Regions from separate parts of the Homo sapiens genome. Here region 1 is linked to region 2. A link is an interaction called in ENCODE POLR2A ChIA-PET data of the cell type or tissue named here. Cell type or tissue: A673. All regions are shown on one strand. Links, peaks and the distances in the headings refer to the core of each region. The heading gives the core; the rest is flanking DNA. Region 1 has its middle 34 kb from the start of TUBA1A. Region 2 overlaps TUBA1B-AS1 (TUBA1B antisense RNA 1).

Region 1 (14,926 bases), core at 3,168-11,167, 85 kb after region 2:
AACACGGTGAAACCTTGTCTCTACTAAAAAAAAAAAAATACAAAATTAGCCGGGCGTGGTGACACATGCCTGTAATCCCAGCTACTCGGGAGGCTGAGGCAGGAGAATCGCTTGAACCTGGGAGGCGGAGGATGCGGTGAGCCGAGATCGCACCATTGCACTCCAGCCTGGGCAACAAGAGTAAATCTCCATCTCACCAAAAAAAAAAAAAAAAAAAAAAGAAACTACAGATTTAAATTCAAGCTTTCAGCAAATGCCTACCAGAGACCCCAGGTTAAAAAATGTAAGGAGCACATTATTGTAACCAATATATTTAGGCTTAGAAAGATTTTTCAGATTCTGAGCTGAAAGTCAGAGGGAGAGAGGGACAGGGTGTGCATACAGGGGGGAGAGAAGGAAAAGAAGGAGAAAGAGTGATTTTTGAGGGAAATAGTAACCTAAAGCCCAAAACAACGCACAGATTTTGTTAGACTCAACAGAGTCATGAAATGCCAGTGTGGAAAGAGCTTGAGAGATGGCATCCCTGTCCCTCACTGGTCATCCTACTGACGAGGAGCCTAGACCAGAAAGTGGAGTGACCATGCCAAAGAGGCAGAGCCAGGTGGTGGCGGAACCACGCTGGAAGCCAGGTATGCTCATTCTTCTCATGACACCCCTGGCCTCCGTGACCTCGCATCCCACCTGGCCTGATGACTGTGGCCCTTTGTCTTTTGTCCTTCACTTTAAGAGGTTGTGGCCAAAGGGCCCATAAAGCAGGTGGGATTGTAATTTATGCAAATGCCTTCTGGTCTCCAGGTCTTGTATCTTCACATCCTAAGACAATCAATTCCATTTTCCAAAAAGCTCTTATTTTTTAATCTTTCATTTGGAAAATATGATATTTAAATGTAACAGGGGAGAAATATTCCCGTAGAATTTCTTTTCAGAACAATTCACATTCTACAATCTTTTTTTTTTTCTTTTTTTTTGAGATGGAGTCTTATTCAGCCGCCCAGGCTGGAGTGTAGTAGTGCAATCTCGGCTCACTGCAACCACCATCACCTGGGTTCAAGCAATTCTCCCGTCTCCTGAGTAGCTGGGATTACAGGCACCCACCATCATGCCTGGCTAATTTTTTGTATTTTAATAGACATGGGGTTTCACCATGCTTGCCAGGCTGGTCTTGAACTCCCAACCTCAGGTGATTCGCCCACCTTGGCCTCCTAAAGTGCTAGGATTACAGGTGTCAGCCAATGCACCTGGCCTCTACAATCTTTTACGTTGGTGTAGATCCCACATACCTCCCATGGCCATGCAGATAGTGTCAGCTTCTGCAGTCTCATATTCCTCCCTGACAACAATAATTTGTTTTCTCCATAGAAACTTGAGCAATAAGGATTTTGCCAGGATGCAGTCCAGGGACCATGTGGGACTCAAAGCTTAGGTCTTCCAGATAAGCTGGTTGATGCCAGTTAGTTTGTAGAGTAGGGGGAGGGGCAAGCATGGTAATTGGTAGAATATAAAATATAATAATACTGTGCGTCTAGAGTATGGCCTTAGGTCTTTAATTACCTTCTTCTCTCCTTTATTTTTGTCTTGCACTCTGCTAGACATCTTGTTGCCTCAACTGCCAACAGGCCAGTACAGTAATTTATGTTTGTTTATTTGAGGCACATGCATTCAAAAACAGAAAACTACATAAAAGAGGATTTTTGGTTTTTTTGAGACAGGGTCTCGCTCTGTCACTCAGGCTGGAGTGCAGTGATGTAGTCATAGCTCACTGTAACCTCAGACTCCTGGGCTCAAGTGATCCTCCAGTGTCAGCCTCCAGAGTATCTAGGATTGCAGGCGTGTGCCACCATACTTGGTTAATTTTTTTTATTTTTATTTTTTGTAGAGATGGGATTTCACTATATTGCCCAGGCTGACCTCAAACTCCTGGTCTCAAGCCATCCTCCTGCCTCACATTTTGCTTTCTAATGCTCATTCCTGGTGTCTTTATGAAGTGAGAGAGACAATCCTCTTGATTCCTCACCTGGGCTCCAGGAGGCAGGTGAAGACATGGGGGCAATGGTGAAATGCACCTCAAAAATTGGGAAGTAAAATTGTCCTAATAAACATTTAAAAATTATTATTATTGGCTAGACACGGTGGCTTACGCCTGTAATCCCAGCACTTTGGGAGGCCGAGACAGGCGGATCACGAGGTCAGGAGATCAAGACCATCCTGGTTAACATGGTGAAACCCCGTCTCTACTAAAAATACAAAAAATTAGCCGGGAGTGGTGGCAGGCACCTGTAGTCCCAGCTATTTGGGAGGCTGAGGCAGGAGAATGGCATGAACCCAGGAGTCGGAGCTTGCAGTGAGCTGAGATGGTGCCACTGCACTCTAGCCTGGGCGACAGAGCGGGACTCCGTCTCAAAAAATAAATAAATAAAAATAAAAATAATTATTATTATCTGTACAAATACACCTCTTTTTCCTCAACCAAAGAGTTTCTGATTCTCTTAGGCATCTAAAAGAGATTTATATGCAACCTATTAAATCAGCAAAAATTAATTGTTAAGCATCCACTCAGTGTTTGATGACATGTAAGCAATGTGGGAGATAATAATACTAACTAATGTTTATTGAGTTCTTAGAATTTGCTAGCTGTCTGTTGGGCTCTGTACATGAGTTGCCTCATTAAGGCCTATGGCCACTCCTATGAGATAGGTCTTCTTCTTTTTTTTTTTTTTTTGGACAGGGTCTGGCTGTATCGTCCAGGCTGGAGTGCAGTGGCACGATCTAGGCTCACTGCAACCTCTGCCTCCTGGGCTCAAGACATCCTCCCACCTCAGCCTCCCAAGTAGCTAGGAACACAGGCATGCAACACCACGCCTAGCTAATTGTTGTATTTTTTTGTAGAGATAGGTTTTCACCATGTTGCCCAGGCTGGTCTCAAACTCATGAGCTCAAGTGATCTACCCACCTCGGCCTCCCAAAGCATAGGGGTTACAGGCGTAAGCCACTGCATTCGGCCTATGAGATAGATACTTTTATTATCTCCATTTTAAATATTAGGAACTGGCCAGGGAAGGTGGCTCACACCTGTAATCCTAGCACTTTGGAGGCCGAGGTGGGTGGATCATGAGGTCAGGAATTCGAGACCAGCCTGGCCAACACAATGAAACCTTGTCTACTAAAAATACAAAAATTAGCTTGGCGTGGTGGCAGGTGCCTGTAATCCCAGCTACTCGGGAGGCTGAGGCAGGAGAATCGCTTGAACCCGGGAGGCGGAGGTTGCAGTGAGCCGTGATTGCACCACCGCATTCCATCCTGGGCAACAGAGCAAGACTCTGTCTCAAAAAAAAAAAAAAAAAAAAAAAAAAAAAAAGAAAAGAAGAGAAGAAGAAAAAAAAATTAGGAACTAAGACATAGAGAAGTTAAGCCATTTGCCCAGTGCCATACAGCTAGCAAGTAGGAGAGCCAGGATTTGAGCATAGTCTGATTCCAGAACGTATGATCTTAAAGAAGTAGAAATTGGCCGGGCGCGGTGGCTCACGCCTGTAATCCCAGCACTTTGGGAGGCCGAGGCGGGTGGATCACCTGAGGTTGGGAGTTTGTGACCAGCCTGACCAACATGGAGAAACCCTGTCGCTACTAAAAATACAAAATTAGCTGGGCGTGGTGGCACATGCCTGTAATCCTAGCTACTCGAGAGGCTGGGGCAGGAGAATTGCTTGAACCCTGGAGGCGGAGGTTGTGGTGAGCCGAGATCGTGCCATTGCACTCCAGCCTGGGCAACAAGAGCGAAACTCCATCTCAAAAAAAAAAAAAAAAGAAGTATAAATTATGGTTCCCGCACTCAACAAATTTATAATCTAGTTGAGGGAAACGTGACTAACACACATGAAAGCAACAGTAGATTATGTAAGATGAGCATATATAATTAAGTGCTAAATTGAATGCTTCAGAAGTTCAGAGGGCACAAGAAGGCGTGGAACAGGCAAGCAGCCTTTCATGAGGAATAACCTTGAAGTTGAGCCTTAAATGGTCCCTGAGATGAGCGTAGGGAATGCACTGCTGCAGGTGAGGTGGTGGCAAAAGCGTTACAAGCAGGAGTGAGCAAGACTTTGTCCTGGAGGATGGAGCAGCCAGCCTGACCACAGCTGGGTGGAGCCAATGGGAAGGGCTGGACCAACTAGGAAGGCCTTTAAAGCAAGGCAGAGTTTAGGCTTGGTGCATTAGTAACCAGAGAGTCGTAAAAGGCCCTCCATCAATAAAGCAATATTATAACAGATGTTTAAGGAAGACACGTTTGGCAGGAGGATCTATCTTTCTTATTAAAATTGTAGATGACAGCCAGGCGTGGTGGCTTACGCCTGTAATCCCAGCACTTTGGGAGGCCATGGCGGGCAGATCACGAGGTCAGGAGTTCGAGACCAGCCTGGCCAACATGGTGAAACCTCGTCTCTACTAAAAATACAAAAATTAGCCAGGTGTGGTGGCATGCGCCTTTAGTCCCAGCTACTTGGGAGGCTGAGGCAGGAGAATTGCTGGAACCCGGGAGGCAAAGGTTGCACTGAGCCGAGATCACACCACTGCACTCCAGCCCAGATGACAGAGCAAGAATCCGTCTCAAAAAAAAAAAAAACAAAAAAAAACTGTAGATGGCACAAAGCTTGAAAAAACATGAAATGACTAAATTGGTATCTCAAATTCACTGCTTATTTTGTTTGATCTTTAGGCTTTATTTCACATTAGCAAGTTCTGCCAAATCTTCCTCCTTAATATTTTTCCAATTTGTTTATTTCTCTACATTTCCCTTGCCATTACTTCAGTTCAGCCACAATCCTAGGGGTGAGGGGAGGTGTCAGAGAAACCTTCCTGGAAAAGATGACATTTTTCCAGAGTCCTGAATATTTAGCAAGAATTAGCCAGGTACCAAGGGAAGGGCTTGAAGGGGGAATGGAAGTGAGGAGATGGGAAAAAGAAGAGGGGAAGGATCAAATAATGGGCAGAAGAAAGCAAAAGCAAACAAACAAAATAAAATATAGACTTTGATGCTATAATAAGGAAAATTAAATGTGGCATTAACTTAGTGAAAAGGGTCACTGGTGGGTGGTGCAGGCCCAAAGAATCCAGACTAGAACACTGATGACGCCTTGCTGTGTGGTATCAAAACATTTGGTTGAAATGTCACTTCTTGTACCCTGGAGGGCAGACCACTCCCAGTGAAATGGAAAGGAAAGGCCCTTGAAGAGGTGACATGCAGTCAGGGCCCTGAACACACAGGTTGAATGGAAGGAACCATGTTGGCAAAGGCACAGAGTCTGGTGGTGCAGGGAGGAGAATCCTGACTTCCAGGGTTGAGCTCTGGGCAGATTAAACTGTTGATGGGGGTGCAGAGAGCAGGGAAATGGACCCAAGTAGGGAGAACTAAGTTAGGGAGAGGGCCCAGCTGAAGACTGCTCACCTACTTTAGAGAAATGTTGGCAAATGGGGAAGTGAATTTTTTATTTTTATTTTTGAGACAGTGTCGTTCGTTCTGTTGACCAGGCTGGAGTGTAGTGGCACAATCTCAGCTCATTGCAGCTTCGACTTCCCAGGCTCAAGCCATCCTCCCACCTCAGCCTCTGAGTAGCTGCGTGTACAGGTGTGCACCACCCTGCCTGGTTAATTTTTGTATTTTTTGTAGAGATGGGGTTTCACCACATTGTCCAAGCTAGTCTTGAACTCCTGAGCTTAAGTGAGCCACTTGCCTCTACCTCCCAAAATGCTGGGATTACAGGTGTGAGCCACTGTGCCTGGCCAAAATTTTTAATTCTCTTTCAAAATCCAGTAAGAAATAGCACTAGATTTTTAAATAGCTTTGTTGAGGTAAAAATCACATACTATAGCGATTCACCTATTGAAAGTACACAATTCGCCGGGTGCGGTGGCTCATGCCTGTAATCCCAGCACTTTGGGAGGCCGAGGCACGTGGAGCACGAGGTCAGGAGATCAAGACCATCCTGGCTAACACGGTGAAACCCCGTCTCTACTAAAAAGTACAAAAAATTAGCCAGGCGTGGTGGCAGATGCCTGTAGTCCCAGCTACTCGGGAGGCTGAGGCAGGAGAATGGTGTGTGTGAACCCGGGAGGTGGAGCTTGCAGTGAGCTGAGATCGCGCCACTGCACTCCAGCCTGGGCGACAGAGCAAGACTCCCTCTCAAAAAAAAAAAAAAAGAAAGAAAGAAAGTACACAATTCAACTATTTTTAGTATATTCAGAGAGTTTCACAGACATCATCAAAATCAATTTCACCACTCCCAAAAGAAATCCTGTATCCATTTCTATCCCTTCCTCCTAGCTCCTGGTAATTACTAATCTACTTCTGTCACTAAGGACTTGCCTGTTTTGGACATTTTATATAAATGGAATCATACAATATGTGATCTTTTGTGACTGGCTTCTTTAATAAATGCTAGATTTTGCAAGTCCATAATATTGTTATTAAATAACCAATGGTTAAACTACATATTTGCAAATATATTAGGAAGAAATAATAGTAAATATTTGGAAAACAGTGGGGCAGGATGCTAGTATAAGAATAAAGACTCTAGGCTGGGTGTGGTGGCTCAAGCCTGTAATCCCAGCACTTTGGGAGGCTGAGGAGGGCGAATTGCCTGAGGTCAGGAGTTCGAGACCAGCCTGGCCAACATGGTGAAATGCCGTCTCCACTAAAAATACAAAAAATTAGTTGGGCGTGGTGGCAGGTGCCTGTAATCCTAGCTACTTGGGAGGCTGAAGCAGGAGAATCACTTGAACCCAGGAGGTGGAGGTTGCAGTGAACCGAGATCATGCCATTGCACTCCAGCCTGGGCAACAAGAATGAAACTCCGTTTAAAAAAAGAGAAAAAAAAAAGAAGAAGAAGAACTAGGAAGTTTGCTTTCCTTAATGCTTCCCACTTTACAGAGGACAAAAATAACTGAAAATAAGGAACAAGCTATGTGAATAAATAGCATGTATGTGGTGTACTGCTAAGCACTGAAATCTGACAGATAGAGACAGAGAGAGAGAGAGAGAGAGAGTGTGTGTGTGTGTGAGAGAGAGAGAGAGAGAGAGAATGCTTGGCTTTTTAGCCCACTTCCTCATGGACAGCTGGTCAAATTCCTAACTCGTGAGACTGCTTGGATAGATGTGGTTGAGTTTTATATAACCGAATAACACTTACTGAAAGCTTTGAACAAGATGGGAAGAGATACATTCTTTAAAAAGAGTCTTGAGCTCCCTCCCTAACTTTCACTTACATGGGAAACGCAGACATTTTGATCCTTCTCCTTGAGTACTAGCAATCCATTGTTCCTATACCTTGTTATCGGTCTTTAGCTGCCAAACATCTCAAAACAGGGGACAGGGAGCGAAGCTTGGCCTCCACCAAAAAAATAGGCCGGCCTCGTGGCTCACGCTTGTAATTCTAGCACTTTGGGAGGTCAAGGCAGGAGGATCGCTTGAGCTCAACAGTTTGAAATCAGCCTGAACAAAATAGTAAGACCTTGTCTCTACAAAAAAAAAAAAAAAAAAAGCCAGGCATGATGGTGCATGCCTACAGCTCCAGCCACTCAGGAGGCTGAGGCAGGAGGATCACTTAAACCCAGCAGGTGGAGGCTGCAATGAGCTGTGATTGTGCCACTCCACTCCAGCCTGGGCAAGAGAGTGAGACCCTATCTCAAAAACAAAAAAACAAAAAGAAAAATAAAGGAAAAAATAGAGAAAGAAACCTCACAGGTGTAAATGAATTAACACTCACCATTACCAAATACACAGTTTCCAAACTAGCAGGGAGAGTTGCTGATTAGAGAGGAGCTCTGCTCCCATCCCCGGGACTCTCTCTCTCCAGTTTTCTGGGTTTTCCTCCATGTATTAGCTTCATTCTCAAACAGGCTTATCCCTTTGGTGTCAAAATGGCTACAGCAGCCCTGTCACCAATTAATTAACTCCATGTCCAGCAGGAAGACAGAGAGAGAGAGAAACTCTTCTTCCAGTAACTCTGGAGAAAGTCCCTAGATTTAATCTGATTAGGAAGGCTTAGAGCACATGCTTACCTCAAACCAATTAGCTAGGATGGACTGGCTGATTTAGGCCTAAATCTTGTCCTTCACCCTGGAGCTAGAGGTTGGGGAAGCCCTAATCAGATCGCAAAGACCAAAAGCAGAGAATTCCCTGAAAAAAATCAGGCCTATTGTCAGAGTACAGGAAGAGAAACTGGGGTGACAAGAAACAATGTCCATTGCAATTCAGTAGGACTAGAGTGAGGATATTACACAAGAAACCATATAACATAGCATATAAAAATGCAGTTAAAGAAGAGAAGAAAGAAAGGCCAGCCTGGGTAACACAGCAAGACCCTGTCACTACAAAAAATAAAAAAAAAATCTGGATGCGGTGACAGGTGCCTGTAGTCCCAGCTACTCAGGAAGCTGAGATGGGAGGATCTCCTGAGCCTGGCAGGTCAAGGCTGCAGTGAGCTGTGATTGCACCACTGCACTCCAGCCTGGGCAACAGAGTGAGACCCGGACTCAAAAAATAAAAGATAAATAAATAAAAGTATATCTAGGGCTATATGCTGTGGTAGGTGTATTTTACATAAATATGTAAAAGAAATAAGTCTCAGTCTTTGGGAAATTTATACTCTGATGAGGGAGGCAGACATATAAACAAATCAAATAGGCTAAGTGTCAGAGCATGGGTGCTGCAGAGGCCCAGACAAGGCACCGACAGCTCTGCCTGAGAGCTCAGGAAAGGTTTCCTAGAATACATGGCCCCTGAGCTGAATCCTTCCCACCTGTCCTCCAAACTATCTTCCATGCTGCCATCAGAGCCACCTTTCTTTCTATTTTTTTTTTTAAGGAGGGATCTTACTCTGTTGCCAAGGCTGGAGTGCAGTGTCACGCTCATGGTTCACCGTAGCCTCAACCTCCTGGGCTCAAGTGATCTTCCCACCTTAGCATCTGAGTAGCTGGGACTACAGGTGCACCATGCCCACCTAATTAAAAAACAATTTTTGTAGAGATGGAGTCTTACTGTATTGCCCAGGGTGATCTCAAACTCCTGGGCTCAAGTGATCCTCCTGCCTCAGCTTCCCAAAGCACTGGGATGGCAGGCATGAGCCACCGTGCCTGGCCAGAGCCTTTTTTTTCTTTTTCTTTTCTCTTCTTCATTCTTTTTTTTTTCTTTCTTTCTCTCTCTCTTTCTTTTCTTTTCTTTTTTAATTGAGATGGGGTCTTGCTCCATTGCCCAGGCTGGTCTTGAACTCCTGGGTGGAAGGAATCCTCCTACCTCAGCCTCCCAAAGTGCTGGGATTACAGGTGTGAGCCACCATGCCCAGCCTACAGGCCATCTTTCTAAAACACAGTTTGGATCATTTTACTTCCCTGCTTAGAACTCTTCCGTGGTTCCCAGGAGCTACCAATAGAAAATCCAGCTTTCTCCCTTTGTCACACAGTGTTTCCATTGACCTCTACCTAAATTCCCAATCTCATCTTTGGTGCTATGCAAGCCCCAAACTTCCTTTTTTTCCAGCAAAACACCAGGCCCACTCTCTATCTCAACGCCATGTACTTGCATCCCTCCTCCCATCCCCAGATATCCCTTATTTCTCAAAGCTCAATTCAGGAATCACTTCCTTTTTTTTTTTTTTTGAGATGGAGTCTCGTACTGTCACCCAGGCTGGAGTGCAATGGCGTGATCTTGGCTCACTGCAAACTCCGCCTCCCGGGTTCAAGCGATTATCCTGCTTCAGCCTCCCGAGTAGCTAGCTGGGATTACAGGCGCCCACCACCACACCCAGCTAATATTTTGTATTTTTAGTAGAGACAGGGTTTCACCCAGGCTGGTCTCGAACTCCTAACCTTGTGATCCACCTGCCTTGGCCTCCCAAAGTGCTGGGATTACAAGCATGAGCCACTGTGCCCAGCGAAGAATCACTTCCTTCGACATTTTTCTGATTCCTTGAACCTCAACCAAGGAAAACAGTATTTCCTCCTCCCACCAAGGCCCCACAGTGCTCCCCTGCATGTTAGGTGTTGACACTGCTGCCTCCTTGAGGCTGTGTCTTACTCAATGGAGTAGCCTTATCAGCCCACAGGGGCTTAGCAAATAATGAGCTTTTAATAAATGCTTTTGAGCAGTTGAATGAACTGTACTTGAATGGGTTTATATTACAACCCGGTAAACACTAAGTTTGTTCCAAGGAGAACTTCCTACCGGTTGCTCCTGCTCACAGCTCTTGAGGCCACGGGCGTGGCCAGAGCTGGGTCAGGGACAGGGCCACTCCTATGTAAGAGCAGGGCCCAGGCCTCCAGCCTGTTGAGGTCCATCCTGTTCTTCTATGACAGTTGTGTGGCATTTGGTGACTCAGGTTCTAGTACAAGACCACTGAGTTCCCAGTAAACTCAGTAAATTCAGCATTTCTAAACATATAGTCCTTTGACTGGGCGTGGGGGGTCATGCCTGTAATCCCAACACTTTGGGAGGCTGAGGTGGGCAGATCACCTTAGGTCAGGAGTTCAAGACCAGCCTGGCCAACATGATGAAACCCTGTCTCTACTAAAAATACAAAAATTAGCTCAGTGTGGTGGCAGGCACCTGAAGTCCCAGCTACCTGGGAGGCTGAGGCAGGAGAATCGCTTGAACCTGGGAGGTGGAGGTTGCAGCGAGCCAAGATCACGCCACTGCACTCCAGCCTGGGCGACAGAGTGAGACTCTGTCTCAAAAAAATAAGAAAAATAAAAATACAGTCCTTGGGTGAGGAGATTCTTTCCTCAGAGAAAGAAAGTGCTGGTTGGGCGCGGTGGCTCACGCCTGTAATCCCAGCACTTTGGGAGGCCGAGGTGGGTGGATCACCTGAGGTCATGAGTTCGAGACCAGCCTCAACATGGAGAAACCCTGTCTCTACTAAAAATACAAAATTAGCTGGGCGTGGTGGCGCATGCCTATAATCCCAGCTACTCGGGAAGCTGAGGCAGGAGAATTGCTTGAACCTGGGAGGCGGAGGTTGCAGTGAGCCGAGATCGTGCCATTGCACTCCAGCCTGGGCAACAAGAGCGAAACACTGTCTCAAAAAAAAAAAAAAAAAAAGAGAAAGAAAGTGCTTTCCTGGCCAATATAGTTTATTATCAAGCATAGGATAAATTGGAGAAAGGCAGGTTTGTGACAAAACTGATCAGAGGCCGTTTGCATAGTGCCAGGTGTTAAACATCTATTAACTAATTTCATGACACTGTCTTGTCACTTCTCACTTTTGGTCTGTGTTTTTTAATATTCCAAGAAAAGTTATTAGACTAGATGATCTCTAAGATCACTTCCCATTCTATCATTTTATTGTCTGGTTCTTACCTAATACCAATATAATGTGTGTTTGAGATGGTGAAGGTTCAGGAGTTATTGGCCACATTTCACAGATGGGAAACAGGGCAGCGGGGCACGGGGTTTGCTTCAGATCCGTGGGTCCTTGCTGAGCTCTACTTCATTAAGCGATCAATATTTCCTGGCTCCTGAGTGGAACTGCAGTTACATTTCCCTTTGGAAAAGCTGGTCTGTTTTTACCAATAGGCCTGCAGAAAAAAACCAAGGCCGGCCAGGCGCGGTGGCTCATGCCTGTAATCCTAGCACTCTGGGAGGCCGAGGCAGGGGGATGACCTGAGGTCAGGAGTTCGAGGCCAGCTGTCAACATGGTGAAACCCCGTCTCTACTAAAAATACAAAAATTAGCTGGGCGTGGTGGCACATGCCTGTAATCCCAGCTACTCAGGGGGCTCATGCAGGAGATTCGCTTGAACCTGGGATGCGGAGGTTGCAATGAGCTGAGATCTTGCCATTGCATTCCAGCCTGGGCAACAGAGCAAGACTCTGTCTCAAAAAGAAAAAAAGAAAAAAATCAGGGTCAGAGTATTGTTATGAAAAAACACAACAACACCACTTATTCTACTCCCACAGCCTACCTAGGCTTTGAAGCCCACAGTATTGAGAGTAAGAAAACTCAGAGGTGCTAGGACTGCCAGGAGGCATGTAGGAAAGAGGCTAGAGGAGAAGAGGAATAGATTTGAAGCCACTAAGGAGAAATTTCAGTGATCTGTGGACTAGGATGGCGGAGGGGGTGGGGACCTGATCCCAATGGCACAATGACAAGGTCAGCCTCATCTCTTCTCTCTGTTCTTGGCAACAGCCAGTCTAGCCAGAAAGAGCAATCTGTCAAATCTAATTAAAGTAGAAGAAAGTGAACAATGGGCGCCCAGCTCTAAAATGACAGCCTGGTTCAATGGGGTGGAGGAGCTAGGGAGGGATGAGTGCTTTGTGTGCTTGGAATTAGATCCTTCAAATGGATCCTTTCTGAATGCAAAACTGTACATCTCTAACTGGATTCTTATTTACTTCACCAGGACTCTTCAGCTCCCTGCGCCTTTTAACACATGCACATCCAGCAAAAGCAGAGGAGAACCTGGCTGTGATTCAAAGGTAAGGCTGTAATAGTAATGTAATGTAAATAGCTTCATCATGCACGGCTTGGACATGGTACTGTGTGCATGCAACTGATATTTGTGAATTTGCTCCTATTTATTGTTTCATGTTTAATTATATTGGTGGCATTAGTGTTTATCTTATTATTTCTGCAATCCTTTTTATTATAAGGCTTATTATTGGAATATTGAAATTTCAGAGCAGTCTGAAGTTTTATTAGGACCACAAATAGACATATTTTCAGATGCAAAACACATTAATTATATTTTTGTCTTATACTTTAAATGGCCTCCCTGATTTGAATATTTTAGTTTCTGAATCAAAAGTGGGTTGCACAGGGAAGAGGCATATTTTATAAATGGAATCAAATGAGCATATCCCTTAAAATACATGCATGAATACAGGCTATTGAAGCCTAAAAACCATGCATCTGCAGAATCTAAAGTCTCAAATTACAAGAGGCCTGTTATCAGCAAATATTATACTAAAGAATGATTTATTAATTTTACTCTACTTTAGTGTGGGATACTCAGACATCTTAAAGGTGTGAGGAAAAACAATTCTGTGAAGTGGGAGGGAGAGAATGGGAAGAGAGTAGGCGCTAACACAATCTGCAATTTACAAGTCTCTGTTCCCCAGGTTTGGATGGCTTTTCCTATGCGTTATCTCATTTAATCCTCAGGGCACCCTGTGAAGTGTGTTACTATCCTCTCCACTCTGCAGATAAGGAAACTAAGGCTTTGAGAAACCAGCCCAAGGTTACAGAGAAAGGCAGTCGGGCCTTGAACCCAGGTGGTCTGCTTCCAAGTCTATTGAACTTCTCAGGAATATATTTCTGGTAGACACAGGAGACATTAAATTTAGAAAATCATTAAAGTATTAATAATGTCAACATGAGGACACTCCTCTAATCTATTGGTCTTCCCTGGACATGAAGGAGGCGGTGGATTTTAGCTTGGTGTATTTGTATCACTTTCCCCACTTTACTGCATGTTGCGAACCTTTATCTTTTTTGCGTGCGTGTGACAGAGTCTCACCCTGTCGCCCAGGCTGGAGTGCAGTGGCATAATCTCGGCTCACTGCAACCTCTGCCTCCTGGGTTCAAGCAATTCTTTGCCTCAGCCTCCCGAATAACTAGGATTACAGCTGTGCACCACCATGCCCAGCTAATTTTTGTATTTTTAGTAGAGACAGGGTTTCACCATCTTGGCCAGGCTGATCTTGAACTCCTGACCTCAGGTGATCCGCCCGCCTTGGCCTCCCAAAGTGCTGGCATTACAGGCGTGAGCCACCACACCCAGTCTATTTTTTAACAGCATCACTTGTTTCTTTTCTGTCCTTTCTTTCTTTACATACCCCTTATACGAATAAATTATCTTGTAAAAAGACAAAGGAAAAGTCTGCCGGTACTGCTCACTTCACCCCAAACCCAGTCCTCTCCCCAAAGAAACCCCTGTTAACAATTTGGGGGTGTAACCAACTATTTCTTACCTGTTTGCATAGAGGTGTGTGTGTGTGTGTGTGTGTGCACATCACATTGTTTTGTGTGACTTTTTAAGAGATAAATGGTGCCATGTTGTGCTTTTTATTCTTAACTTGCTTTTTTTTTCTTTTTAAATTTATTTCATTATTTTATTTTTTGAGATGGAGTCTTGCTCTGTCGCCCAGGCTGCAATGGCACAGTATAGGCTTACTACAACCTCTGCCTCCTGGGTTCAAGCGATTCTCCTGCCTCAGCCTCCCTAGTAGCTGGGACTATAGGCGTGTACCACCATACCTGGCTAATTTTTGTATTTTTAATAGAGACAAGGTTTCACCATGTTGGCCAGGCAGGTCTCAAACTCCTGACTTCGTGATCTGCTTGCCTTGGCCTCCCAAAGTGCCGGGATTACAGGCATAAGTCAACATCCTGGCCTTTTTTTTTTTTTTCTTTTTTAGAACAGTCTATGCCTTGTGGAGATCTTTACCTGGCAGTATGCTTAAATCTAATTCATTCTATTTAACTCTTACATAGCATTCCATGCATAATGACTTGTACTGTTTTCTCTTGACCTCATCTGTGCTTTTGAAATGGTTTAATGGCATACAAGTCAACATTTAACCATATTTGTATTTATGGGGCAGGGAGAGACAGGTGCAAGCTTTCTGGCTGGCTGGAGTGTTACTAAAAACATAGGAGAAGAAGGAAAGGTGAGACACGCCCACGCCAGTACTGTGAGCCCAAGTGAGAGGCCTGGGGCAGGTACAGTGTTATCAGTAGATTCGTTCCCTCTCTGCCTCTGAATATTTGAGCATTTACCTTTTTCTTGAGCCCAGCTGTTCTCCAGACATTTATTCCTTATATATGAGATAACAATAACATCCTCCACAGGGTGCCATGGGGATTAAACTAGAAAATGCACAGGAGAAGACATCAAGCCCAGGCATACTGCGACATGTTCCGTTATGAATTGTGCCTGTGCTG
Region 2 (14,100 bases), core at 392-8,391:
GAAGTATTTGAGGGCTTGTTTTTTTAGGTTCTTGATAATAAATACCTCAGGTTTCACAGAGTAATCAAACTAAAAGAAAACTTCTTTTTTATTTCATTTTATTTTTTTGACCGAAACTCCATCTCCAAAAAAAAAAAAGGGTATATTGTTATGTGATATTGGGACATCCGAACATTTTGTTGTCATAGGAGTTTGTCCTTGCCAGCATTAATAAACTGCTTCCTTAGCTGTAAACATCTTATGACCATGGGTTGTATCTGGTAAGGAATAGGCTTTGCTAGTCTAAATTTAGAATTGATTTTGAAATTGTGTTATCCTAGCCCTTTTTTCTTTTTTTGAGACACAGTTTTGTTTTTGTCACCCAGGCAGGGGTGCAATGGCGTGATCTTGGCGCACTGCAACCTCTGCCTCGTGGGTTCAAGCGATTCTCCTGTCTCAGCCTCCCAAGTAGCAGAGATTACAGGCACCTGCCACAATGCCCAGATTATTTTTGTATTTTTAGTAGAGAAGGGATTTCACAATGTTGGCCAGACTAGTCTCGAACTTCTGACCTCAGGTGATCCGCCCACCTCGGCCTCCCAAAGTGCTGGAATTACAGGCGTGAGCCACCGTACGTGGCCATGTTACCCTAACTCTTATGTTCCTGTTTCCCTAACATAATACCTCCTTTACTCTTCTCCTCTACTACTCTAATCTTAAGGGGAGATGAAGGGTGAAGGTCATTTTTTGTAACTTCTTCCTGCTGACAGTGGACGTTGATCTTTGGGACAGGATTCTCTTATAAGAATTTGCAGTTGGTGGGCTGGGCACGGTGGCTCATGCCTGTAATCCCAGCACTCTGGGAGGCTGAGGCAGGCGGATCACGAAGTCAGGAGATCGAGACCATCCTGGCTAACACGGTGAAACCCCATCTCTACTAAAAATACAAAAAATTAGCCAGGTGTGGTGGTGGGCACCTGTAGTCCCAGCTACTCGGGAGGCCGAGGCAGGAGAATGGTGTGAACCTGGGAGGCGGAGCTTGCAGTGAGGCGAGATCATGCCACTGCACTCCAGCCTGGGCAACAGAGCGAGACTCTGTCTCAAAAAAAAAAAAAAAAAAAGAGAATTTGCAGTTGGTTTCTAGGGAGCCAGGGGAGGTCCATATTTGCATGATGTTCTGTCTGATTTTTTTTTTTTTTTTTTTTTTTTTTTTTTTTTTGAGAGAGAGTGTTTCACTCTTGTTGCCCAGGCTGGAGTGCAATGGCACAATTTTGGCTCACTGCAACCTCTGCCTCCCAAGTTCAAGCGATTCTCCTGCCTCAGCCTCCTGAGTAGCTGGGATTACAGACATGCGCCACCACGCCCAGCTAATTTTGTATTTTTAGTAGAGACGGGCTTTCTCCGTGTTGGTCAGGCTGGTCTCCAACTCCCGACCTCGGGTGATCCGCCCACCTTGGGCTCCCAAAGGGCTGGGATTACAGGTGTGAGCCACCACACCCAGCTGATTCTTTTTTTTTTTTTTTTTAGATGGTGTCTCGCTCTGTCGCCAGGCTGGAGTGCAGTGGCACAATCTCAGCTCACTGCAACCTCTGCCTCCCAGGTTCAAGCAATTATCCTGCCTCAGCCTCCCGAGCAGCTGAGACTGTAGGCACGTGCCACCGTGCCCAGCTAATTTTTGTATTTTTAGTAGAGATGGGGTTTCACCGCGTTGGCCAGGATGATCTCGTTCTCTTGACCTTGTGATCCGCACACCTGGCGATGTTCTGATGATTCAATGGGCATAGCCCTGCCCAGTATTGGAGGAGTAAAAAAAAAAAAAATATATATATATATTTATATATATATTTATTTTTATATTATATATATTTTTATATTTTATATATATATATATATATATATATATTTTTTTTTTTTTTTTTTTTTTTGTAGAGATGGGGTTTTTCCATGTTGCCCAGGCTGGTCTCAAACTCCTGGACTCATGTAATCTGCCTGCCTCGGCCTCCCAAAGTGCTGGGATTACAGGCATGAGCCACCACACCCAACTGTAACACATTTTTATGCCAGAATAATATTGAATAATGATAAATGTATTTTGCCTCTTTTTCCTTTTCTTTTTTTCTTTTTCTTTTTCTTTCTTTTTTTTTTTTTGAGACAGGGTCTTGCTTTGTTGCACAGGCTGGAGTGCAGTGGCACAATCTCAGTTCACCGAAACCTCTGCCTTGTGAGTTCAAGCAATTCCTGTGGCTCAGCCCCCCAAGTAGCTGGGATTACAGGCATGTGCCACGACACCTGGCTATTTTTTATATTTTTAGCAGAGAGGGGGTTTTGCCGTGTTGCCCCGGCTGGTCTCGAACTCCTGGCCTCAAATGATTTGCCCGCCTCGGCCTCCCAAAGTGCTAGGATTACAGGCATGAGCCACCATGCCCAGCCTGCCTCCTCTTTAGTACCTGACAGGAAAGTCTGATTTTTTAAAAAATCCATACTTAACCTACATAGGTATATTTGTTTTTTGTTTTTTGTTTTGAGACGGAGTCTCACTCTGCTGCCTAGGCTGGAGTGCAGTGGCGCGATCTCAGCTCACTGCAACCTCTGTCTCCCAGGTTCATGCCATTCTCCTGCCTCAGCCTCCCAAGTAGCTGGGACTACAGGCGCCCGCCACCATGCCCGGCTGCTAATTTTTTGTATTTTTTTAGTAAGACGGGGTTTCACCATGTTAGCCAGGATGGTCTCGATCTCCTGACCTCGTGATCTGCCCGCCTCGGCCTCCCAAAGTGCTGGGATTACAGGCGTGAGCCACCGTGCCCGGCCAGGTCTATTTGTTTTGTTTGTTTGTTTGAGACAGAGTCTCGCTCTGTCTCCTAGGCTGGAGTGCAGTGGCATGATCTTGGCTCACTGCAACCTCCATCTCCCAGGTTTAAGTGATTCTCCTGCCTCAGCCTCCCAAGTGAGTAACTGGGAAAACAGGTACGCGCCACCACGCCCGGCTAATTTTACATCTGTGTGTCTGTCTGTCTGTCTGTCTGTCTGTCTATCTATCTATCTATCTATCTATCTATTTTTTGAGATGGAGTTTTGCTCTTCTTGCCCAGGCTGGAGTGCAATGGTGCGTGATCTCAGCTCACTGCAACCTCTACCTCCTGGGTTCAAGCGATTCTCCTGCCTCAGCCTCCCAAGTAGCTGGGATTACAGGCATGCGCCACCACGCCCAGCAATTTTTTGTATTTTATTTTTAGTAGAGACAGGGTTTCTCCATGTTGGTCAGGCTGGTCTCGAACTCCCGACCTCAGGTGATCCGCCCACCTCGGCCTCCCAAAGTGCTGGGATTAAAGGCATGAGCCACTGCACCCAGCCTATTTTTTTTATATATATTTTTAGTAGAGATAGGGTTTCACCATATTGGCCAGGCTGTTCTCAAACTCTTGACCTTGTGATCTGCCCGCCTTGGCCTCCCAAAGTGCTAGGAGTACAGATGTGAACCACCATGCCCGGCCTCTGTTTTTTTTTTTTTTTTTTTTGAGACAGAGTCTTGCTGTATTGCCAAGGCTGGAGTGCAGTGGTGCCATCTCAGCTCATTGCAGCCTCCATCTCCCAGGTTCAAGCGATTCTCCCACCTCAGCCTCCTTAGTAGCTGGAATTACAGATGTGCACCACCATCACCTGGCTAGTTTTTGTAATTTAGTAGAGATGGGGTTTCACGATGTTGGCCAGGCTGGTCTCAAACTCTTCACCTCAAGTGATCCACCCACCTTGGCCTCCCAAAGTGCTGGGATTAATTATAGGCATGAGCCACCATGCTCAGCCTCTATTTATTATACATACCTATACACACACACACACACACACACACACACACGAGTAAATAGTAGTTATCTATGTCTGGAACATAAACACAGTAGTATTTACTGTCTTGACATTTTTTTTCCTCCCCTAAGACAGGATCTCACTCTGTTGCCTAGGCTGGATTACAGGGGCATGATCATGGCTCACTGCAGCCTCCACCTCCCAGGCTCAAGCGATCCTCTCACCTCAGCCTCCTCAGTAGCTGGGACTACAGGCAAGCACCACTGTGCCTGGCTAATTTTTTATTTTTGTGGAGGTGGAGTCTCATTGTTACCCAGGCTGGTCTTGAACTCCTGGGCTCAATCGATCCTCCCACCTTGGCCTCCCAAACTGCTGAGATTGCAGTACAGGCCACTGTGCCCAGTCTGTCTGCACATTTTAATTGATTATATAGGCCTTTCTTTTGTTGTACTCTTTCAGGCCTGCAACTGTTTGCTTTGAGTCTTTGGTGTAGTGGGAAACCCTGTGATGCAATTAGAGTTATTCTCATTTTTGCTACATAGTATCATGGCCATTTGCTACTGTTCTAAGCAGTGGGTAACTGTTTTTGATAGTTTCCATATTGTGGTTTAGACACAGAAATTTACAAAATATTTTGTTCATTTCACTAGCTCTACAAGTAAAAACAAAATAACAAATGGCAACAATTTACCAAGTGTTAACTATTTATAAATATTTGAACTTCATTCTTATTTATCCCAATATTATAAATTTACATCTGCTTTTCCACAGATAGATGGTACTGGGGAAAGAAAATTGACTTTGGGCTGGGTGCAGTGGCTCAGGCCTATAATCACAGCACTTTGGGAGGCCGAGGCGGGTGGATCACTTGAGGCCAGTAGTTAGAGATCAGCCTGGCCAACATGGCGAAACCCCGTCTACTAAAAATACAAAAATTAGTTGGCCCTGGTGGCACGTGGCTATAATCCCAGCTACTTGGGAAGCCAAGGCACGAGAATCGCTTGAACCCAGGAGGTGGAGGTTGCAGTGAGCAGAGATCATGCTACTGCACTCCAGCCTGGGTGACAGAGTGAGACTCTATCTCAAAAAAAAAAAAAAAAAAAAACCAAAAAAAAAAGGGAAAAAAATAGAAAATTGACTTCGGTGGTGTCAGATAGGACTAGATTCAATTCTAGCTTTGTCAGTTAATAGTGGTATGACCTTAGACCCTTAATTATCTTTCTCAAGCTTCATTTATGAATGGGAATCAGTGTTAACTTGGAATCACCTTTTTCTCATACATTCAGTCCCATTAGTTCATGTTGTCAATTTACTTTCAAAATATGCCCACTACTTTTTATCACACCACTCTTATTTCACAGCTCTTACAGAATCTGAAATTACCTTGTTTGTACATTTATTTACTTGTTTAAAGTTTCTTCTTTTATGTAAACTCCATGTCTCTTTTTGTGGAAGTCAGTCTTGGTTGCCCTTCCAAAAACTACCTTCTTCCATTCCTCCTTGCTAAGACAGCCTCCTTTATCTGCCACTGTTTAAAGGGTATTTGTGTGCTCAGTCCCCGGGGACAAATAAATGCAACCTTGTTTCCCTTTGCCAGATACTTGCTTTTTCAGTTTCCTTCATGATTGGACCTGATTCTGACCAATGGGACATAAAGAGGCAAGTCAGCTGAGGACTTTCTGGGAATGATTTTCTTCTCTGATAAAAAGAGATTACCCCGTTGAGGAAGTCCCTTTTGTTTCACCCCTCTCCCTTTGCTTTCTGCCTTTGGAAATGTTCTTTGAAGATATGATGCCTAGAGCCAACTTCAGTCCTTGAGGGTCTAATGCAAAGAGAATCATAAAGATGCCAGTTCAGTGCAGTGGTCTGATATTGTGAAGCTATCGACCTAACCTTAAAACCAACCTATCTCCACATTTATTAATTAAATAATAAATTAAAGAAACTAAATAAATATTAATGAATAAAGGAAACAGTAAATGTCCTTATAATGTAAGCCAATGCAAGCAGGCTTTATCCCTAGAGACAAGAACAATACCTGGCACATAGTAGGTGCTTAATATGTAATTTTTGTTTAATATTGAACCTTGTGATTGATTGGATATGGGTTGTGAGGTAAAGTAAGGAATGGAGGTTATTTTGTAGGTTTCTCATTTATTTTATTTATCTATCTATCTATCTATTTATTTATTTTTGAGACAGAGTCTCACTCTGTTTCCCAGGCTAGAGTGCAGTGGCACGATCTTGGCTCACTGCAACCTCTGCCTCCCAGGTTCAAGTGATTCTCCTGCCTCAGCCTCCCAGGTAGCTGGGATTACAGATATGTGCTACCACGCCTGGTTAATTTTTGTATTTTTAGTAGAGACCGGGTTTCACCATGTTGGCCAGGCAGGTCTCGAAATCTTGACTTCAAGCTATCCGCCCACCTCGGCCTCCCAAAGTGCTGGGATTACAGATGTGAACCACTGCGACCAGCAAAGGTTTCTCATTTAAATAACCACGTGAATCGTGGTGCTTTTCACTGAGATCAAAATATTGAAGAAAGAAGTGGGCGGGAAGTAAGAAAAGGTCAGTTTTTAACACATTTTGAGGTTTAAGTGTCGGTAGTACATATGCTTAGAGATGTCCATTAGGCAGACATACTTGCAGATATGGAGAGGGGAGAGAGAGACAGATTTTGAACCTTCAGTATTAAAATGGTAATTAAACTACGGGAATGGTAAGACCTCTCAGGGGGAATGTGTAGAGCTAGGAAAGTAGTGCTTTTCTTTCTTTTTTTTTTTTTTTCTTTTTGATACGGAGTCTCACTCTGTCACCCAGGCTGGAGTGCAGTGGTGAAATCTCGGCTCACTGCAACCTCTGCTACCTGGGTTCAAGCAATTCTCCTGCCTCAGCCTCCGAAGTAGCTGGGATTACAGGTGCTTGCCATCGTGCCCAGCTAATTTTTGAATTTTTAATGTAGACAAGGTTTCACCATGTTGGCCAGGCTGGTCTGGAACTCCTGACCTCATGATCCACCCGCCTTGGCCTCCCAAAGTGCTGGGATTACAGGCGTGAGCCACCGTTCCCGGCTGAACGTGGTGGTATTAATAGAGAACCCTGAAGTAGATAGAGAACCTGGCCTTAGTAAGGAATTGAAAGAATGATCACATTTAAAGTGGAGAAAATGAGCTTATAAAAGGAGTCTGGGGCTGGGCACAGTGGCTCACGCCTGTAATTGCAGCACTTTGGGAGCCCAAGGCAGGCGGATCACCTGAGGTCAGGAGATCGAGACCAGCCTGAGCAACATGGAGAAACCCCATCTCTACTAAAAATACAAAATTAGCCGGGCATGGTGGCGCATGCTTGTAATCCCAGCTACTTGGGAGGCTGAGACAGGAGAAGCACTTGAACCCAGGAGGCTGAGGTTGCGCCATTGCACTCCAGCCTGGGCAACAACAGTGAGACTCCATCTCAAAAAAAAAAAAAAAAAAGTGGCTGGGCATGGTGGCTCATGCCTGTAATCCCAGCACTTTGGAAGGCCGAGACAGGTGGATCGCAAGATCAGGAGATCAAGACCATCCTGACCAACATGTGAAACCCCGTCTCTACTAAAAAAATACAAAAATTAGCCAGGCATGGTGGCGTGCACTTGTAGTCCCTGCTACTCAGGAGGCTGAGTCAGGAGAATTGCTTGAACCCAGGAGGCGGAGGTTGCAGTGAACCGAGATTGTGCCACTGCACTCCAGCCTGGGTAACAGAGCGAGACTGTCTCAAAAAAAAAAAAAAAAAAAAAAAATGGAGTCTGAGCCGGTCGCAATAATCCTAGCACTTTGGGAGGCCAAGGCAGGTGGATCACCTGAGGTCAGGAGTTCAAGACCAGCCTGGCCAACATGCTGAAACCCCATCTCTACTAAAGCTGGGCATGATGGCAGGTGCCTGTAATCCCAGCTACTCAAGAGGCTGAGACTGAAGAATCACTTGAACCTGGGAGACAGTGGTTGCAGTGACCTGAGATCGCACCACTGCACTCCAGCCTGGGCGGCTAAGCGAGACTCCGTTTCAAAAATAAATAAACAAATAAACAAAAGGAGTCTGAGAAAGAATGATCAAAGAGGAAGAACTGGGGGTTTTACGATCCAAGTAAAGAGTTTCAAGCGAGTACAGTGTCAAATGCTGCAGTGTCAAATCCTGCAGGTTAAATAGGGTAAAGACTAGAAAGTGTCCATTGTATTAAATATAGAGAAAACAGTATGGTGTCTATTTTTATTTATTTACTTATTGGACAAGTATTGAGAGCTTACCATGGCAGGTACTCCTTATAAGTGCTGGGTTGATATAACAGTGAATAAAATAAGTCTTGCTGGAGTCGTGAGAAGGGACATGCTTGCCTGTTCCTAATCTTAGTGAGAAAGCTTCTAATTTCTCACTTTTAAGTATAGTGTTAGCTGTAGGGATTTTGTAGACATTCTTGATCAAGACGAGAAAGTTCCCCTCTAAGTTTATCAAGAGAGTTTATCATGAATGAGTGTTGGATTTTGTCATATGCTTCTTCTGCATATGTTGATATGATTATGTGATTTTTCTTTCTTTTTTCTTTTTTAAACAGTTTTGCTCTGTTGCCCAGAATGGAGTGCAGTGGCACCATCTTGGCTCACTGCAACCTCCACCTCCCTGGTACAAACAATTCTCGTGCCTCAGCCACTGGATTAGCTGGGATTATAGACGCACGCCACCACACCTGGCAAATTTTTTTTATTTTTAGCAGATGCAGGGTTTCACCATGTTGGCCAGGCTGGTCTTGAACTCCTGACCTTAAGCCATCTGCTTGTCTCGGCCTCCCAAAGTCCTGGGATTGCAGGCATGAGCCACTGCACCTGGCCTTTTTCTTCTTTAGACTGCTGATCTGATGGATTTTATTAATTGATCTTTTCTTTTTCTTTCTTTTTTTTTTGAGACAGGGTCTTGCTCTGTCACCCAGGCCGGAGTGCAGTGGCATGAACATAGCTCACTGCAGTCTCGGTCTCCTGGGCTTCAGCGATCCTCTCACCTCAGCCTCCTGAGTAGCTAGGACCACAAGTGTATGCCACCACACCCTGCTAATTTTTAAATTTTTTGTAGAGATGAGGTCTTGCCACGTTGTTCAGGCTGGTCTTGAGCTCCTGAGCTGAAGTGATTGTCCCACTTCAGCCTCCCAACATGCTGGGATTATAGGTATGCGCCACTGCTCCTGGCCTTATTCATTTTCAAATGTTGAACCAGCCTTGTATACCTGGGATAAATTCCACTTGGTCTTGGTATATAATTCTTTTTATCCAGTGTTGGATTTGATTTTCTGATATTTAATTAAGGATTTTTGCATCTATGTCCATGCAAATATTGGTCTGTAGTTTTCTTTTTTCTTTTTTTTTTTTTTGTAGTATCTGTCTGGTTTTGGTATTACGGTAACACTGATCTCATAGAATGAGTTAGGGAATAATCCCTCTGCTTCTTTCTTCTTAAAGAGATGGTATAAAATTGGGATAATGTTTCCCCTAAAAGTTTGGTAGAATTCAAATTAGCTAGGCATGGTGGCATACGCCTGTAATCCCAGCTACTCAGGAGGTTGAGGCAGGAGAATCACTTGAACCCAGAAGGCAGAGGTTGCAGTGAGCCAAGATTGCACCACTGCACTCCGGGCTGGGGAACAGAGCAAGACTCCATCTCAAAATAAATAAATAAATGTTTGGTAGAATTCATCAGTTAACCCATCTGGGCCTGGTGCTTTCTGTTTGGGAAGGTTATTAATTATTGATTCAATTATTATTATTATTATTTGAGACGGAGTCTCGCTCTGTCACCCAGGCTGGAGTGCAGTGGCGCGATCTCAGCTCACTGCAACCTCTGCCTCCTGGGTTCAAGCAATTCTCCTGCCTCAGCCACCCGAGTAGCTGGGACTACAGGTGCGTGCCACCATGCCCAGCTAATTTTTTGTATATTTAGTAGAGATGGGGTTTCACCGTGTTAGCCAGGATGGTCTCGATCTCCTGACCTCATGATCTGCCCACCTCAGCCTCCCAAAGTGCTGGGATTACAGGCATGAGCCACCGCGCCCAGCCGATTCAGTTCTTTAATAGATATAGAGCTGTTCAAATTGTCTTTCTTCTTATGTGAATTTGGCAGATTGTGTCTTTCAAGGAATTTGTCTATTTCATCTAGGTTATCAAATCTGTGCACATAGAGTTTTCCTTTATTTTCCCTTTAATGTTCATGGAATCTGTAATTATGTCCTCTCTTTTATTTCTTTTTCTGTTGTTTTGAGACGGAGTCTCGCTCTGTCACCCAGGCTGGAGTGCAGTGGTGTGATCTTGGCTCACTGCAACCTCCTCCTCCCAGGTTCAAGTAACGCTCCTGCCTCAGCCTCCCGCGTAGCTGGGGCTACAGCATACGCCACCACACCCAGCCAATTTTTGTATTTTTTGATAGAGATGCGGTTTTAACATGTGGGCCAGGCTGGTCCTGAACTCCTGACCTCAAGTGATCCACCTGCCTCAGCCTACTAAAGTGCTGGGATTACAGGCATGAGCCACCACACCCAGCCTTTTATTTCTTTTTTATTACTTTTTTGTAGAGATGAAGCCTCGCTATGTTGCCCAGATTGGCGTGCAGTGGCTATTCACAGATGTGATAATCATATACTGCAGCCTTGAACTCCTGGGCTCAAGGGATCCTCCTGCCTCAGCCTGTAAAGTAACTGGAACTATAGGTGTGCCACCTTGCCCAGCTCCTTCACTTTAAAAAAAAAAAGTTTAATTTTAATTTTGTAGAGATGAGGTCTTGCCATGTTGCCCAGGCTGGGCTTGAACTCTTAGCATCTAGTCATCCTCCCACTTTGGCCTCCCAAAGGCCTGGGATTATAGACATGAACCACTATGCTCAGCCTCCTTTACTTTTTTTTTTTTTTTTTTGAGACAGAGTCTCGCTCTGTCGCCCAGGCTGGAGTGCAGTGGCACAATCTCGGCTCACTGCAAGCTCTGCCTCCTAGGTTCACGGCATTCTCCTGCCTCAGCCTCCCAAGTAGCTGGGACTACAGGTGCCCGCCACCATGCCTGGCTAATTTTTTTGTATTTTTAATAGAGACGGGGTTTCACCGTATTAGCCAGGATGGTCTCGATCTCCTGACCTTGTGATCCACCCGCCTCGGCCTCCCAAAGTGCTGGGATTACAGGCGTGAGCCACCGCGCCCGGCCTCCTTTACTTTTTTTATCTAGTTTCTCCTACAGATCTATAAAGAGTTGTTGGCAGCTCTAGATGCACTGCCTATGACTTAGCCCTGCTCTGCATGGAGCAGTTAAAAAAAAAAAAAAGGAGCTGTTGATTTTTTAGTTTGTTCAGCTTTTACTTGTTGTTATCATGGAGTGGTGACTTCCGAGCTTCTTTTCTGCTGGTCTGGAAACTGGATGTGTATATCTTTTCAAAGCAGTAACAAGAAGGTCAATGAGGCCAGAGCAGAGTAGTGAGTGAGGGGGAGAGCGTTATGAAATGAGATTGGAGAGGTAGCCAGGGTCTAGCTCATGTAATAGTGTTATTAGGCATGGAGAGATTTTGTGTTTTATTCTAAAAATAATGAGAAGCTATTAGATAGTTTTGAGCAAAGGTGTGACATGTTCTATTTTAGGTTTTAAGAGCATTGCTCTGGCTTTTGTGAGAGTAAACCACAGGAGGTTAAGAGTGGAAGAAGGAAGATGAACTAGAAGGGAATGGGCAGTAATGCAAATAAGAGATGATAGTGGCTTGAATCAAGGTGATATTGTTGAGGTGGTAAGAAGTGGTGGAAATGTGAGTTGTTTTGTTTTGTTTTGTTTTGTTTTTGAGATGGAGTCTTGCTCTGTCACCCAGGCTGGAGTGCAGTGGTGTGATCTCGGCTCACTGCAATCTCTGCCTCCCAGGTTCAAGTGATTCTCCTGCCTCAGCCTCCCAAGTAGCTGGGACTACAGGCGTGTGCCACCACGCCCGGCTAATTTTTTTTTTTTTTTTTTTTAAGTAGATGTGGGGTTTCACCGTGTTAGCCAGGATAGTCTTGATCTCCTGACTTCGTGATCTGCCTGCCTTGGCCTCCCAAAGTGCTGGGATTATAGGCTTGAGCCACCACGCCCAGCCTTCTGAGTATATTTTGAAGACAGAACTGACAGGATTTATTAAGAAGTTGGCTGTGAGAAAGAAAGAGAGGAGTCAGTCATGACCCCTAGATTTTTGGTCTGAGCAACACTGGGGAATACTAAAGGAGGAACAGGTGTAGAGAAATGGAAAGAATCAAAAGTTCAGTTTTGGACATGTTAAGTTTGAGATGCAGTGGGTTAAATATAAGTAGAGATGTTGATTAGGCAGTAATAGTTGGTTAAAAAGTGCAGAGGGGAGGTCGTGTTGGAGATAAATTTAGAAGTCATCAGTATAGAAAGTGGATAAGATCACCTGGGGAACGGGGGAGATCCAACCGGGCGCAGTGGCTCATGCCTGTAATCCCAGCACTTTGGGAAGACCAGGCGGGCGGATCACAAAGTCAGGAGTTCGAGACAAGCCTGGCCAACATAGTGAAACCCCGTCTCTACTAAAATTACAAAATTTAGCTGGGCATGGTGGCATGCGCCTATAGTCCCAGCTACTTGGGAGGCTGAGGCAGGAGAATCGCTTGAACCCGGGAGGCGGAGGTTGTGGTGAGCTGAGATTGTGCCATTGCACTCCAGCCTGGGCAACAGAGCGAGACTGTCTGAAAAAAAAAAAAAAAAAAGGAAGAGGTCCAAGGACTGAACCCCAGAGCACTCTAACTTATAAAAATTAGGAACAGGATCTAGTAGTGTAAAGTAAAAGGAGCAGACAGTGATGTTGGAAGTTAATAATGGCCTGGGTGCAGTGGTTCACACCTATAATACCAGCACTTGGGGAGGCCAAGGTGGGAGGATTGCTTGAGCCCAGGAGTTAGAGACCAGCTCTGGCAACACAGGGAGATCCCTTCTTTACAACAAATACAAAAATTAGCCAGGCGTGGTGGTGTGCACCTGTAGTACCGATTACTTGGGAGGCTGACATAGGAGCCCACGAGGTGAAGGCTGCAGTAAGTTGTGATCGCGCCACTGCATTCCAGCCTGGGTAACAGAGCAAGACCGTGTTTCCAAAAAAATAGAAGAAAGAAAATAATGAAGAGTTTAGTATTCTGGAAACCAAATGAAGAAAGTGTTTCAAGCAGGAGCAGGTGATAACTCTGCTTTTTGAACTGTGCTTTCTGGGAGGCTGGGTAACATGGGGTCTGAGAATCAGCTGTTAGATTTCACTGGTGACCTGGGCAAGAGTGGCTTCAGTGGAGCAGTAAGGATGAATTAAGGCCTTATTGGTGTAAGTTCAAGAGATGATTCATGACAAGGAAGTGGAGGAAGGAGAATTTAAAAACTTTTTTGAGGATTTTTGCTTTAAGGGGTTAGAAAGAAGAGTAATAACCAGGAGAGCTGGATAGGGATGTTCAATAAAAGGCGGGGTTTTCTTTTTGTTTTTGTTTCTAAGGTGGGAGCTATTTTAGAATATTTGTTTGCTAATGAGAAAAAAAAAACAAAAGGTAAAATCCATGTTGTGGGGAAAAGGAGCAAAGCTTTAGAGTAGTGAAATGGAAAGGCACCCAGTGCACCATGGAGGGGTTCACCTTGGAAAGGAGCACAGTATTCACCTGCTGACACACAGGAGGAAGCCAGAATTCGAGGAGCGATTAATCGGTTGGCAGTTAGATTTAGTGGTGGAATCTGTGGAATTTCTCTTCTGATTATTTCTGTTTTTCTCCTCTACTGCAGTGAACTAGAAAATGGGTAATTTCAGCCAGGGATGGTGGCATACAGTGGTGCCTTTCAGCTACTCGGGAGGCTAAGGCAGGAGGATCCTTTGGGCCCAGGAGTTTGAGTCCAGTCTGGGCAACATAGCAAAACCTCATCCTTTTTTTTTTTTTTTTTTTTTGAGACGGAGTTTCGCTCTTGTTGCCTAGGCTGGAGTGCAATGGCGTGATCTCGGCTCACCGCAACCTCTACCTCCCGGGTTGAAGCGATTCTCCTGCTTCAGCCTCCCGAGTAGCTGGGATTACAGGCATGTGCCACCACACCTGGCTAATTTTGTATTTTTAGTAGAGACAGGGTTTCTCCATGTTGGTCGGGCTGGTCTCGACCTCCCGACATCACGTGATCTGCCCGCCTCAGCATCCGAAAGTGCTGGGATTACAGATGTGACCTATCGTGCCCAGCCGCTAAACCTCATCTTTAAAAAAGAAGAACAAAATAGGTAATCTTTCCTAATTCTCCCTCTTTTCCTTAGTAACAGAACCCTGAT

The links. Peaks named below come from ENCODE experiments on the same cell type or tissue, not always from the same donor. Only the 100,000 strongest peaks of a DNase experiment are listed, where the experiment ranks them.
Region 1: POLR2A ChIA-PET joins it to region 2 with 12 read pairs; 33 of 35 experiments call an interaction of 5 or more read pairs at or near these places.

Annotation. Positions count from the first base shown.
Region 1 is chr12:49,215,708-49,230,633 of GRCh38, forward strand. It overlaps a transcript of TUBA1C not described here. Among named protein-coding and RNA genes, the nearest start is that of TUBA1A, 34 kb to the left of the region's middle. RefSeq lists a silencer at 7,558-7,792. In A673, for the core only: a CTCF peak has its summit at 10,046 (motif pointing left); no DNase peak of the experiment used is centred there.
Region 2 is chr12:49,133,373-49,147,472 of GRCh38, forward strand. All of the region lies in intron 1 of TUBA1B-AS1 (TUBA1B antisense RNA 1), which reads left to right. Among named protein-coding and RNA genes, the nearest start is that of TUBA1B-AS1, 8.8 kb to the left of the region's middle. In A673, for the core only: no CTCF peak of the experiment used is centred there; a DNase peak (open chromatin) is centred at 5,379; H3K4me3 peaks cover 1 bases; H3K27ac peaks cover 741 bases.